Regions from separate parts of the Mus musculus genome. Here all the other regions are linked to region 1. Evidence: chromatin contacts called from ENCODE Hi-C or POLR2A ChIA-PET data. All regions are on one chromosome and are shown on one strand. The core of a region is the stretch at or near the end of the contact, and the rest is flanking DNA. Distances in the headings are between cores, read along the strand shown. Region 1 holds the start of Zfp638 (zinc finger protein 638). Region 2 holds the start of Nagk (N-acetylglucosamine kinase). Region 3 holds the start of Dysf (dysferlin).

Region 1 (4,372 bases), core at 767-3,266:
AGTGTACTAAAAGAAAGGGCAAACAAGTAGTGCAAGTTTACAAATAAGAAAACAAAAGTTCGGAGGCTGGTGAGATGGCTCAGTGGGTAAGAGCACCCGACTGCTCTTCCGAAGGTCCAGAGTTCAAATCCCAGCAACCACATGGTGGCTCACAACCATCTGTAACAAGATCTGACTCCCTCTTCTGGTGTGTCTGAAGATAGCTACAGTGTACTTACTATAATAATAAATAAAAAATCTTTAAAAAAAAAAAAAAAAAAAAAAAGAAAACAAAAGTTCAGAAAGACTAAAACAACTAAAGTCTCACACATAATAAGAGCAAAAAGGATTTGAATCCATAACTTTTGGTTCCAAAACCTATTCTCTGCCCATTAGACTCCTCATTTTTATTTATTACATAAAAACCAAAGTCTCAGAGATCTTAAAACACTCTTACAACACCCAGAAAATGATGACTGAGACAACCTTTTTTAGAACTAGAATTTATGGTAAAAAGCACATTCCATAACAAATGCAGAAAACTACAACGTATTCAATGTACAAGGTTATGTATGTGTCATGAACACATTTGAAAACCAGCTAATCAAAACAAATGAAGGAGATTTTTGTAATTTCTTTCAACTGTTTTATCTTTACCCATTGGTTCCTACACAAATGATAAGGCGGGGAATGGTCTAGCATATTTTAGTATATTACATTTTGGATTCTACAAATATGAAAGTACACATTACAGAATATGGAAATATAAAAGTCAAAATTTGTAAAGCAGCTTGAGCCCACTAAATCTTAAGTGTATAATCATTAATAACATTTTGAAAAAATGTAATAAACAACTTTATTTTTCTGTGTTAACAGCTTTACATTAATTTTTCTTGTAATCTTTTTCCAGTCTGTCATTTTAAATTTCTAAAATTAAGCAGTAAACACAACTCCCCTGAAAAACAAGTTAACCCATCATACACAAAATGAAGAGAGGGAGAATTTTATGTGAGAGTGAACAATTTCCAAACTGGTTAGGAAAGATTGACTCCACATGGTCGGGTGGATCCTGGTAAGAAGCTTTTCTTCAGAACTTTTCACATTGAGTGCGCCTTCCAGAATTCCCAAACTGCCAAAGGGTAATTTTAATATTAAATAGCTCGAGGCTACAATCACTGTCAAGCTCAAAGATTTTGTAATACTGAGACTCCCTCATAGGCAATTACTTCAAACAACAAAGGACGTCTGGCACATCCTCGGGGATGAGAGTCGGTGTACAGACCTCTCCGCTCTTCCCCAAGCTAGGAACCACACCAACACAAGCATGTATCCCCACATCAGTGTTCACGACTCCTCTAAGAATGTGGAAGTGTCACCGCCATTTTCGACGACATCCCAGGGCCGACAATCTCGGCTTCGGTGCTCACTGGGGCGCTTGGCCCACAACAGCCCGCACACCCCGCTCCCAGCCCCCTGCAAGGAAGCTCTTCCAGCCCGACTAAGGGCGCACGCGGCCCGCGGGGCTCCGAAAGGCGCTCGGGCACGCGGCGGTCTTCCCGCTAGCTGTCAGGCCTGGGGAGCGGCAGACCCGCGGCGCTGGGGAAGGGGCAGCCGGACTCCCCGAGGGCGCCGCCCGCTCCTCCTCAGAGCAGCAGCATCCGGCGGCTGCGCCCACGGGCACTGCGGCGCGACGGCGCGGTCGGCGAGTGGCGAGGGGAAACAGGCCACGGCCGAGGCCCACCCGGGGTCCCTCAGCTCCACCCGCCCCGCCGCCGCCATCTTGTACGCAGCGGCTGCGACACATACAATAGTCGACCGCGACCTGGCAGGGACCGCTCGGGGCCTGCGCTAAGGACCTCTGCCTTCCAGTCCCCGGCTCCCCGCAAGGCAGCGGCCCTACCTATGCCTACCGACTAACAGCTGGATCCCATCCGTGCCCCACACAGTTTAGCACTCGGCCTCCAGTCACCGCGATGAAGCAGCTACCGCCTCCATGGGACTACACGCATGCGCATCTTCGCCTAAAGCCCTCGTCCGCTCACTGCGCCTGCGTGCCTCAGGCTCCGCGTTCTCCAGAGACGCTGTCGGGGGACAAGGCCGCCCTCTGCCAGAAGGGGGCGATCGCCAGCTATGGCTGGTCCTACACCTGCAGCGGTCTGGGTAACATCACTCAAGATTTTAGAACCTGCAAACCATCCCTCTTCTCTTCCATGAAGCCTTCTCTGATTACTATTCCCTCAGTATCACAACGTAACATTCACTTATTAACATATTCTCGCTTTTACTGCTCACTCCCATCGCCCCCTTTTTAAAGAAAAGGTCTGGAACTTTGAACTCACATAGATCCCACCTGCTTCTGCCTTCCAACTGTTGGAATTATAAGTGTGTGCCTCCACACCCAAGTACGTTGTAGCTGTCTTCAGGCACCCCAGATTAGGAATGGTTGTGAGTCACCATGTAGTTGCTGGGATTTGAACTCGTGAGCTTCAGAATAGCAGTCAGTGCTCCTAACCACTGAGCCATCTCTCCAGCCCTTATCTCCCACCTCTTAAATGGGAAATTACACCGTGCAGTGTTGGTACAGGCCTTTAATCTCAGCACTTGACAGGCAAGATGCAGGCAGAAATCTGGGAAAGAAGCCAGCCTGGTCTACAGAAGATGTTCCAGGACAACCAAAGCTACACATCCCTGTCTCAAACAACACAAAATAGATAGAATAATAAAATGGGAAATTAGAAAGGAATAAAAGTTAAGGGCTGAACTGATTGATGGCTCAGCTGTTAAGAGCACTAGCTGCTCTTCCAGAGGTCCTGAGTTCAATTTCCAGCAACCACATGGTGGCTCACAACCATCTGTAATGGGATCTGATGACTGCTTCTGGTGTGTCTGAAGACAGCTACAGTGTACTCATATACATAAAATAAATAAATAATTCTAAAAAAAAAGTTTAAGTCAAAAGACTAATATTGAAAAATTTTTATATCATTTCAGAATTCAAAAAATAAACTACCTGAGTGGTGAACATCTATAATCCTGATTGATTTTACCCATGAAAAAGATTGGGCTAAAATTTTTTTAACTGTTTTCTTCAATGTTCTATCTTTTTAAATTGACTCAGTTATGCCAATATAAGCTAGTTCAAAAAAATTAAAGGACTGCAGGACAGTGGTGAACTGCCTTTAATCCCAGCACCTGGGAGGCAGAGGCAGGTGGATTTCTGAGTTCGAGGCCAGCCTGGTCTAGAGTGAGTTCCAGGACAGCCAGGGCTACACAGAGAAACCCTGTCTTGAAAAAAAAAACAAAAAACAAAAAAAAACAAAACAAAAAAAACAAACAAACAAACAAAAAAACAAGAAATTACAAATTAAAAAAAATAAAAATTAAAGAACCATCCTCCTCGGTGAAATTTTTAGGAGTCCAGTGGTGTGGAGCAAGCAGAGATATTCCTTCCAAGGTGAAAGGTAAGTTACTGTACCTGGATCCTCCCACCATCCAGAAAGAAGCACAACGTTTAATGGGTCTATATGGACTCTGGAATGAACTACAATCCAGAAAGGAGTTGTAATGCTGCAGCTGTCCACTTCTTGGTGGTGCAGGTATAATGTTCAGGACTGCCAGTAAGCCAGGTCCTAGACTTCTCTCCCTCAGTCAACAGATCATAGGGAACCCCCCATAAGGCTTTAGGTACACGCTTGGCAGCAGACAGCTAGCTCAATTGGTCCAGTCTCGAGGATTGTTCCAGCCAGAGCTTCAGTTATGCTCTGCACTTTCCCATCACATAGGGATTGACAGCAAATGATAAAGCTAGCTTTCCCAGAACTTGGCCCATATCTCAATTTTCTTAGGGCCCCCAGAGGATGCCCTCACCCCAGACAGCTGGAGGCAATTTAAGAGAATGATAGCCTCACTCCCAAAAGGTGGGGTGGGTGGTTTTATGGTCATTTCATGGGTGATGGAAGTTTGTCATCATTAAAGGGGGGTTGATCACAAGTTGTAAATGGTCGTGATCAGGAAGGAAACCAAGTATAGGAGGTTAGATTCAAGGATCTCCTCTTTTTCTCTTTATCCTTTTTTCTCTCCTACCTAGTGTTAGGGGGAAGGGGGGGAAGAGGGGATGGAAAAAAAGGGGGGAGATATAGGAATAATAGGACAAAAGGGTAGATTATTGAATCAACTTTTGAAATAAAGAGCATCAACAAGCTAAATATTTAGATTGGCTTAGAGTTGTATATATTGGTAGAAATTTAAGGTTCTATTTCATTACATATATTTCATGTACTGTATGTTTTGACTCCTGTTTAAGGTATTGTACCATTGCAACTCATTTTAAAATGTGATGTAAAGTTCTAGGCCTTAAAACCTACTATTACAAACTGTTTAGGATAATTAAGAA
Region 2 (4,372 bases), core at 1,384-3,883, 120 kb after region 1:
CTATGCCTGCATAGCTCCCTTGCATATCTGGTAAGAAGCCAGAGCCACAGCAGCCTGGGAGGGAAAAGAGCTAATATTTAAAGAGCCCTTCAGGCTAGAGGGTGCTTGAATCACATTATCTCATTTTCTCAACAACTCTTAGTATCTGTCTTCGCAAAAATGAGGAAACTGAGGCATAGGGAAGATGAGTGAATTAAGGTCCACTAAGTTGAGTGACAAAGCTGAGATTCAAATCAAGGTACCAGTGGGTCTCTGGAGCTCCATCCTCAGCTTTTAGATTATTACTGCAACCATAAGAATGGACAAGAGCAAAGGCTCTGGCCCTAGAGACCTTTTCTCTCGTCATGAAGTTCGCCTAGTCCTACTGGCCACCTGCCTGAGCAATGCTGATGGCCCAGGCTTCAGCTGACTCACCAGGCTTCGAAGGGGCACCAGAGGATCCACTCCAGCCTTCTGTTTGGCCCTGTCCACCATCTCATTGATCCTCTCCACACACTGGTCTGTGCCAATCAGCTGGCCCCAAGAGGGAAGGAGGAGTTAGAAAGGCTTGCAGGATCTGTGCTGCCCCTATCAGCTACTAAGAGACCCAGACACCACCTCTATCGGAGTTGAACAGTACATGAAGGCCAAGTTCTCTGGTCCCCTCAGGATGGCTTGCTTTCTTCTTCTTTTTTTTTTTTTTTTTTTTTTTTTTTTACCCAGTGGTTTGTGCTCAGTCCATCTGCTTCTGCCAGGATCTGCCCATCCTCAGAAAGTAAAAGGACTTTGGACCGTGTGCCTCCCCTACAAAACACAAGAGGGCACTCAGTCCTGATTGAATTCCACGCGGAGAGCCATGCTTGCATAGTAGTCTCTTACAAAAGTCTAGGGCAAAGACAGCTTCAGCAAACCCAACCTCTACTCCAAAAGCTACCTGTTTAGTGCCTGCTACACTCTGGAAAGAAAAAGGAGGCTTTGCTCCTTTTGCCTGGTAGGTCCTACTTCCTCTGCAAGGTCCCACTCACAGTCTGTCTCATGCAGGGCTTCTCCTTACATTAATAAGCTCTAGCTAGCAAAGACCGCTCTGAATCAAGAGTGTATTCCATTGTTTAGCTTCTCATGAGCTCCACTGGCTCCAGAGTGATGACCTATCCTCCTAACCTATCGTGAGCATGGCCCAAACGACTTATGGTAAATACGTCGGACGGAATAAGCAGACCTCTCACAACAGCTAAGGGTTACTTTGAGGACCTATCTTCTGACACCAGGGTCTTCAAGACACCTGTGAGAAACTATCACCAGTCAGGGAGAAACTCATACTGCCTTCAGCAACTAAGCCCTCCTGAGTTAAATCCCTGGGGTAAGTGGTACTTTAGAAGAAGGGTGATACGTGTAGGAGGATGTCCTACTGACCAATACTTTTTGTTGTTGTTGTTTTGTTTTGTTTTGTTTTTTTGTTTTTCAAGACAGGGTTTTTCTGTGTAGCCCTGGCTGTCCTGGAACTCACTGTGTAGACCAGGCTGTCCTCGAACTCAGAAATCTGCCTGCCTCTGCCTCCCAAGTGCTGGGATTAAAGGCGTGCGCCACCACCGCCCGGCTCTGACCAATACTTCTTGTAATAGACAATAAAGACTCGATCCAACTCAAAGAGTAGTACATCAAGAGTACATCCGAAGGGATATTAATGCATGAGACAGTAGATTAAAAATCCAAATTAATTTCTTGACAAACTGGGAAAAATAAGTTCTACCTTCCATATGAATATAACAAGGCTAAGTGCAAACTCCTACGCTGTGCTGAGGGTTTTTCCTTGTAAGGTATCATAAATAAAGCCAGGGGTCATCCGCTTTCGCAATTCACGGGAAGAGACTTCCGGGTAAATCAGCAGCAAGCAGCTAGGATACCAAATCTTCCTATCAGGTCCTGATTTGACACACCCAGTTCCACAAAATGCTTGTCACGCGCAGGGGACCGGATAAACCACCATCTTGCTCACTCTTGTCCTTGCCTTACGTCTCACCCAAAGCCATGCTTAGTAGAGCTACTTCCCAAAGTCAAGCAGACCAGCTTCTAAGCAGGAGAATATAGGAACCAAGGGCGTTCGGGGCCGACAGCAGTGGAGGGTCCGGAGCACCAAGATAAGACAGTGCTCTGGTGACAGCTGCTTAACTCCCGGGTTCCCTTGTGCATGAATCTCAGTCTCAGCTTCTGCCTCTTTCCCACGTCCACCCGCGACCGGCAACTTCCCACCTGACCCCCCAGCTCTGCACAACTCTCCAGGTTGACACAAGAGCCCTGTGGCAGAAAGGTGATGGCCGGGAGGGGCGTGGTCGCACCGTGGAGCACAAAGGCACCGGGCATGGTGTGGGCCGCCGCCCCCTGACCCGCCGCTCCCGGACGGACAGCCTTCGGCCGATCCAGCGCTCACCCTTCCACGCCACCATAAAGCGCGGCCATACTACCGTTGCCACCGCTGGTCCGCCGTAGCAACCTCGACCCTAGCCGTGACTTCGCTCCCGCCCACACGGGCACCGCCCCTTGTCATGTGACTACGACGCGCTTGCGTAGGGTGTGGATGCTACGTCCTCTCTCGCCCCTGCTGTCGCCTCCCGCAGCTTTCCCCTCCGGTTTTTTCTAGCCCGCCGTTCAAGTGACTGCTTCGCGAGGAGGCGGCACCCCAGCTGAGGCTCCTGGGAGGGTGTGTGAGGGCTGCCAAGGGCCAGCCGGAAGTAGCTGGCAGACGCGCGCTAACTGTGGGGTGCGCACGCGCAGACGCTTTTGGAGGCAAGCTCAGAGTCTGGCGGATGTGTCTGAGGACCAGGGCGGGAGCCAACGTCCAGACCACCCCACCCTGGCTCATGAGCGCACACTCTACCTTGTGCTGAGTACGCTGAGCAGGTCTCAGTGAGGCCCCAGGCTGCTGTCAGCTGAGGTTTGTGCGGCGGTGAGGATAGAGCCCAGGGTTTCATGTGTGTCAGGCTAGCGCTCTACAAGTGATCTGAGTCCAACTCTGTTCTTTCTGGACTGTATCTCGTCTGTATAACCCAGACTGGCATGGAATGCAATGCTGGCTCAGCATGCTAAAAACTGGCACTCACAGACCATATTTCACCTTCTGGCCACCACCTGCTCAACTCTAAACTGTGCAGTGGAACTGGAGGAAGAGAGGAAGATACCGTTAGGTCCTGTAGAAGAGTGACTCCTGCGTGTTTCCTCAGGCTCCAGGTTGTTCCAGCCCTACTTAAGAGGCAGCTTCAATAGCCAGGAGGACTGTCTGCTGCTCTTGACATTTCTTTGAGACTTCAGATGGAGTCTCCTTGGGGCTAGCATGTCTCTGTCCAACCTCGGACCTCTGAGCCTGCCTCCTGTGGAGAAATCTTGAACTGGGATCCTCTTTCCCTGTCAGATAATTGGGTCCGGTTGTGTTTTGATGTAAACAGTTGGGAAGGTGGGCACACAGAGCCTCATATATCCCAAACTCACCTCAGACTCTGGCTGAGGATGACCTTAAACTCCTGATTCTCCTGCCCCACCTCCCAAGTGCTAGGATGTTTTGGTGTAGGCTTGCTTTCTAAGGTTCCAGAGTGAATGAATTCTTTACCTCCTTTCTTACCTATGTGACTCAGTAAAGCACCAAATAATTCAAGAATAGAAATAACATTATTGCCTGATAGAGAAACTAGAGGGAAGTGAGACATTACCATTCACAGTACTTCAGAGCTGGAAAATGCTTCCTCCAACAACATCTTTAGAATCAAAGATAATTCCATAGGATTCTGATTGAATGGAAGTTTTGGCAAGAGTGTGATGTTGTGGGTGAATTCTGATGGAAAAGTTCCCTTTAGCACTGGTGTAATGAGTCTTGGGATCCATTTGTGACAGCGCTGATGTGCTTTTGTTCTGTTGTTTGAATCTTTTTGTAATGAGATTGCAAGTCACCAGGACTGGCCCTACACTCCTGAGGTGTCTGAGGCTGTCCTTGAATCCCAGTCTTTCTGTCTCCACCCCCTAAATGCTCGGATGAAAGGACCACACTGCCCTCCTGGCTTTGCATTACTTGTTTAGAAAGGAATACAGAGAGAAAGTTTGGTTTAAAGACAAGATTGACTTCTGAATTTGGGTGAGAATTACTGTAATCGCTGCCAGTTCTCCCCTTCACAATGAAGATGAGAAACCTCAGGGCCAAGACATGGCTCAGAGGGTAATAGCACCTGCTGCTCTTGCAAAGGACTGGAGGTGTGTTCCCAGGACCTACATCAGGGCTCACAAACCCTGTCACTGCAGCCCCAGGGGATTCAACTCTGTTTTCTGGCCTCCTTGGGCACTCTCCACTAATACGTGCACATATCATTTAAAATTAAACATAAAAAAGATTTCGAACTCCTAAAGATCC
Region 3 (4,372 bases), core at 715-3,214, 110 kb before region 1:
GAGTAGTGCCATTCTCAGTGCTGGAGGTTTTATCTGATGTTTTGTTCTGGTTTGGTTTGGGCAAGGAATGAAGCCCAAGGGCTTCTCTTTTTAATTCATGATGGGAAAATGGTCTAACAGTGAGAGGCCGAGGATCCTGATAAGGGAAACTGGTTGCCTAGCAAGCAAGAGGACTAAAGCTGGATGTTAAAACAAACAAACAAACAAACAAAACCTAGGTGTGGTGGCAAATATTTGTAAGCCCAGCACTGACGGGTGACAGAGTCAGGTAAAATCCTAGGGCTCCAGGGCCAACCAGTTTTTATGGCGTTTCATTGACCTGGGAAATTGTAAGCCAATGAGATGTCTCAAAATGTCTCAAGAAAGAAAGAAAGGAAGGAAGGAAGGAAGGAAGGAAGGAAGGAAGGAAGGAAGGAAGAAAGAAAGAAAGAAAGAAAGAAAGAAAGAAAGAAAGAAAGAAAGAAAGAAAGAAAGGAAGAAAAAACAAAACCAAACCTAAGCAGCGCCTTCGACCAGAGGTCCTCCAGCCTCTCCTACATGCATATATACACACACCACACACAAAAAAAGTGCTCTACCACTGAGGTATACCCAACTTCCCTAACAATTTCCGTATAGTGAAAGTCTGGGCGACAGCTGAGAGACGGTCAGGGGAGAAAGAAGGAAGAACCCTGCTGAAAGTTTCCTGACATCAGGAACACCCTGGCAAGCCTGACCAGTGAAACACCAGGGAGGCCTAGGATGTTTCAAATCACACTTTGCAAAAGAATCAGCCGGATAGTCACCCGCGACCACCCGAGACCAAGAACAAACACGTGATCTGGAGCTCAGCTCAGTCCCTGTCTCTCATATTATTTGGGGGTGGGGCTGCATGTAAAGTGGACAAACCCTTGGAATCCTGATGTCCCCACTGTTGTCACAAAGGTTAACACTTTTGTGACAAGCCGTGCCTCAGTTTCTCTACACGCTGCTCTCCTTTTTAAATATATTTTCCGCAGAGCCCCGGGGTACAGCTCCTGGTGAGAGGAAGCCCTCTCTCCTCTCCTTATTTATCTCTCTCTGCAGAACTGGGGTCCTGACTCACCACTATTGTCCCTTCTCTCATTTTGACAGGTCCTTCCTCTTCCCTTTCCCCTCCTGAGACACCCCTCCCTTGGGAATCTGCCTGAAGCCATAGTGAAAGGGCCAGATATGTGGAGGAAGAAGTAGTCTCAGCAGAGAAACCCTTTCTGGTCTAAGCAGCACAAGACTTAGCAACTTGAATTTGGAAAGCATCCCACATCCCAGACACTCCTCAGACTTCCTGCGACAAAGCCACATCCATAGTATTCAGTTCCTCTTCCTTCTGGTTGAGATTTGGCCATTCAAACGGACAGTGTTCAGTCAGATTCATGGATAGATGGATGGGACGGTAACTTTCAAAGAGCACTATTAAAACGCTCACAAACCAGTTCAGTTATGTGGTGGCCCTGATTACACCGCTACCCTCTGCGTCTTCCAACCCACCCTGTGCCCACTATCCAGCCTTTCTTCCTTCTGAGTACTGTCTTGGGAAAGTAATAACTCCTGGCCTAGAACAGTACTTCCAGTTTTCCTAAACTCTGTAACATTTGCTGTTTCCTTGCTGTCAGTCCTGGGGCGGGATTCCTGGTCTGATCTGGGCCCACAGACCCCAAAGCTAGATGCAGAGAAACAAACGGATGGTACCCAAGCCTGAATGAAGTGGCTTCAGGACTCTCACCTCGAAAAATCAGGCTGGCAACTGGATCGCTGCGCCGGTCCTTCTTCACATTGGGGAGGTTGCTGGCCCTTGCCAGCAAGCAACAGAGCATGGCTCCGCAGCCCAGGCGCGTGGGACGGAGAGGGAGTAGGAGCTTAGGACTCAGTCACTACTGCCCTGCCAGAGTTCAGATCCAGGATGGCTATGCCAAGAGAGCAGTTGATTCTGCTGCGCCTCCGCGGAGACTTGGTCAGCTTAGAATGCGAGGCTGCGCGTGGGATAAGGTACACCCAGGGGGCGGATCCTTCCTTCCATCCCGGCCTGGGTCCGCCCTCAGGGCGGTGGCCAAGGAGGAGCAAGGAATTACTCTGGACCAGGCACTGGTGCCTTGTTCTGAGGGTCTCCAGAGAAGGAAACGCTGCTGCGAGGTACTGGATGAGTGGCTGGCAAGAACAGGGCAGGGTTGTTGCCTGGGGTAGCGCGGGTCCAAAGAGTCTCGCAGTAAACGCCGAATAAGTGCGCACTGTGTGCCCAGTGACCCAGGCACAACTGCTAGTGAGCTGCCACGGAAATCTCCTGGCGACACCTAGAGTTGTTGAGGTCTAACTCAAATCACACTACGTTCCCAGTCGCTGCCCATTCGATTTCCTGCAGTTCTCCACTGCAACAATCTTTGCACTCTTCACCCTCCAAGGTTGAGAAAGTTGCTAAAGTCACGACCCTTAAGTCATTCCAGTCCTGAGCACGCATCTGTGTGTTGTCTGATCCTGTAACAGCTTAGGAAGATCCTTCCCAACAGCACCCAAGCTTCTCTTCCCCACCTCCACCCCCACACACTCCAGCAGGTAAATGGGGGTGGGGCGGGGGCATGGTCCCGGCCCTTTTCATTTTGAGGGACACAACACTTTCAGAGGGGATATCCTGCTCGTGCCCTCCACACCTGCTCCCTGTATGACTTGGCAGGGCAGACAACCAACTCTGCTTATGTGGATGCTTAGCGGTCAGACAGCGATTCTCAAGTTGCCCAGTCTCCCTCTCTCTTGACAGCACACACATGTGGGAACCACACCACTCAGCCTAAACGCCAACCACACGCTCTTTTTGCATTACCTTTTGAAAGAGCCTCCAAACTCTATTTCCATTTCCTCCTCTACTCTCCTGAACTATTCAGTCATGCTTTCAAATCTTAACACACCACCAAAAAGAGCCTATGGGCTCTGCTTGAAAATATGGCCAAAGAAGAAAAAGAAGAGGCGGGGGGAGGAGGAAGGGGAGGAGGAGGAGGAGGAAACAAAAAGATCCTGATGGAGCAGGTTCTCCATAAATAATTATTTTTAAAAGAAATGTAAACCATTTGGTGGCACACACCTTTAATCCCAGCACTTAGGAGGCAGAGGCAGGCAGATCTCTGTGACTTCAAGGCCAGCCTGCTCTACAGAGTAAGTTCCAGAACAGCCAAAACTACAGAGAAATCCTATCTTGGGGAAAAAAAAAAAGCGCCAGGCCAGCACCCTTTGGGTTCTGATGCGCTGTTCACTCTGACTGGAGTGCTGTCTCTTGCTCTTCCTTTGCAGATCCACTCTAGGATCAGGGTGGCCTTGAGCACTGGACCTTGGACTTTGGATCTTCTTACCACCCCTTCCTCAGTGCTGGGATTATAGGCATACACCAAAGTGCCCACTTTATGCAATCTGGAGCTCAAACTAGGAAAGTGTTCTATCAATTGAGCCACATGGCACCTTCCCGGACCCCAAGACTCCCTTGCATGTTGCTTTTCAGCAGCAATAGCTAGGTAATGTCTACACCGTATCTCTTTCCCACATTTCCATTAGAATATTGGGCAGTCTCTAAGAAACTAGGGGAGCTTTGCTTAGCTACTGTAACCTTCGTAGTACCTGAAACAGGGTTCTGCACATGGCATGGGGCTGTCTATAAATGTCTTCTAAACAGTTCACTAAGAGGTCATTGAACTCCACACTCCTCATTGGTCAGCTCTAGCTGGTGATGCCACATCAGACAACACAGACAGCAGATGGCAGCAGCTGCAACTCTAGGCACGGTGGGACATGCTCTCAAGAAGAGGAAGGCCCCTGCGAGGGCCAGCAATCCTCACTGGAGTGGGGCATGGTGAAAGACAAGTAGGAAGGAGAATCCAGAACCTTCTTTGGCTGCTAGGACCTTCTCTTACTCTCTCTGACTATGCTCCTCTCCCTTGGCAGCCAGTTTTCTCATAGCAGAATTGCTGTGGATTGCTGTTTTTTTTTGTTTGTTTTTTGTTTTTTTTTTTTTTTTTTTTTTTTTGGTTTTTCGAGACAGGGTTTCTCTGTGTGTAGCCCTGGCTGTCCTGGCACTCACTTTGTAGACCAAGCTGGCCTCGAACTCAGAAATCCGCCTGCCTCTGCCTCCCGAGTGCTGGGATTAAAGGCGTGCTCCACCATGCCAGGCTTGGATTGCTGTTTTTTCTGCCCCCTCAAAAGGGATGTGAGGTCAGGTGAAATCTTAATTAATCAGATAAGACTAGGGCCTGTGATTGGGCAGTGGAAGAAGAAGGTGGAGCTGAAAGTTTTAGAAAGGGGAGGGGGAGGAGTCAGGATAGGAGAGATACCATGGAGGGGGAGGAGTCAGGATAGGAGCGATACCATGGAACCATAG

The links. A loop is a pair of places that touch in the nucleus more often than their neighbours do. ChIA-PET counts read pairs that join two places held with the same protein, here RNA polymerase II (POLR2A).
Region 2: a map of T-helper 2 cell shows a loop between it and region 1 (2.3-fold over the local background). The contact joins the promoter of Nagk here to the promoter of Zfp638 in region 1. A Hi-C loop is called at or near these places in 1 of 37 maps with a recorded cell type or tissue (T-helper 2 cell). POLR2A ChIA-PET finds 5 or more read pairs at or near these places in 3 of 5 experiments (Patski and embryonic stem cell).
Region 3: POLR2A ChIA-PET joins it to region 1 with 18 read pairs in Patski. The contact joins the promoter of Dysf here to the promoter of Zfp638 in region 1. POLR2A ChIA-PET finds 5 or more read pairs at or near these places in 3 of 5 experiments (Patski and embryonic stem cell).

The regions. Positions count from the first base shown.
Region 1 is chr6:83,911,997-83,916,368 of GRCm38, reverse strand. Zfp638 (zinc finger protein 638) reads right to left here and starts at 2,016. Exons shown (of 27, transcript NM_001355286.1): 1 at 1,890-2,016.
Region 2 is chr6:83,793,318-83,797,689 of GRCm38, reverse strand. It overlaps Nagk (N-acetylglucosamine kinase), which reads right to left and starts at 2,633. Exons shown (of 10, transcript NM_019542.2): 1 at 2,408-2,633; 2 at 699-783; 3 at 415-513. The coding sequence starts at 2,436. It also overlaps the pseudogene LOC665004.
Region 3 is chr6:84,016,978-84,021,349 of GRCm38, reverse strand. Dysf (dysferlin) reads right to left here and starts at 1,964. Exons shown (of 55, transcript NM_021469.3): 1 at 1,742-1,964. The coding sequence starts at 1,832.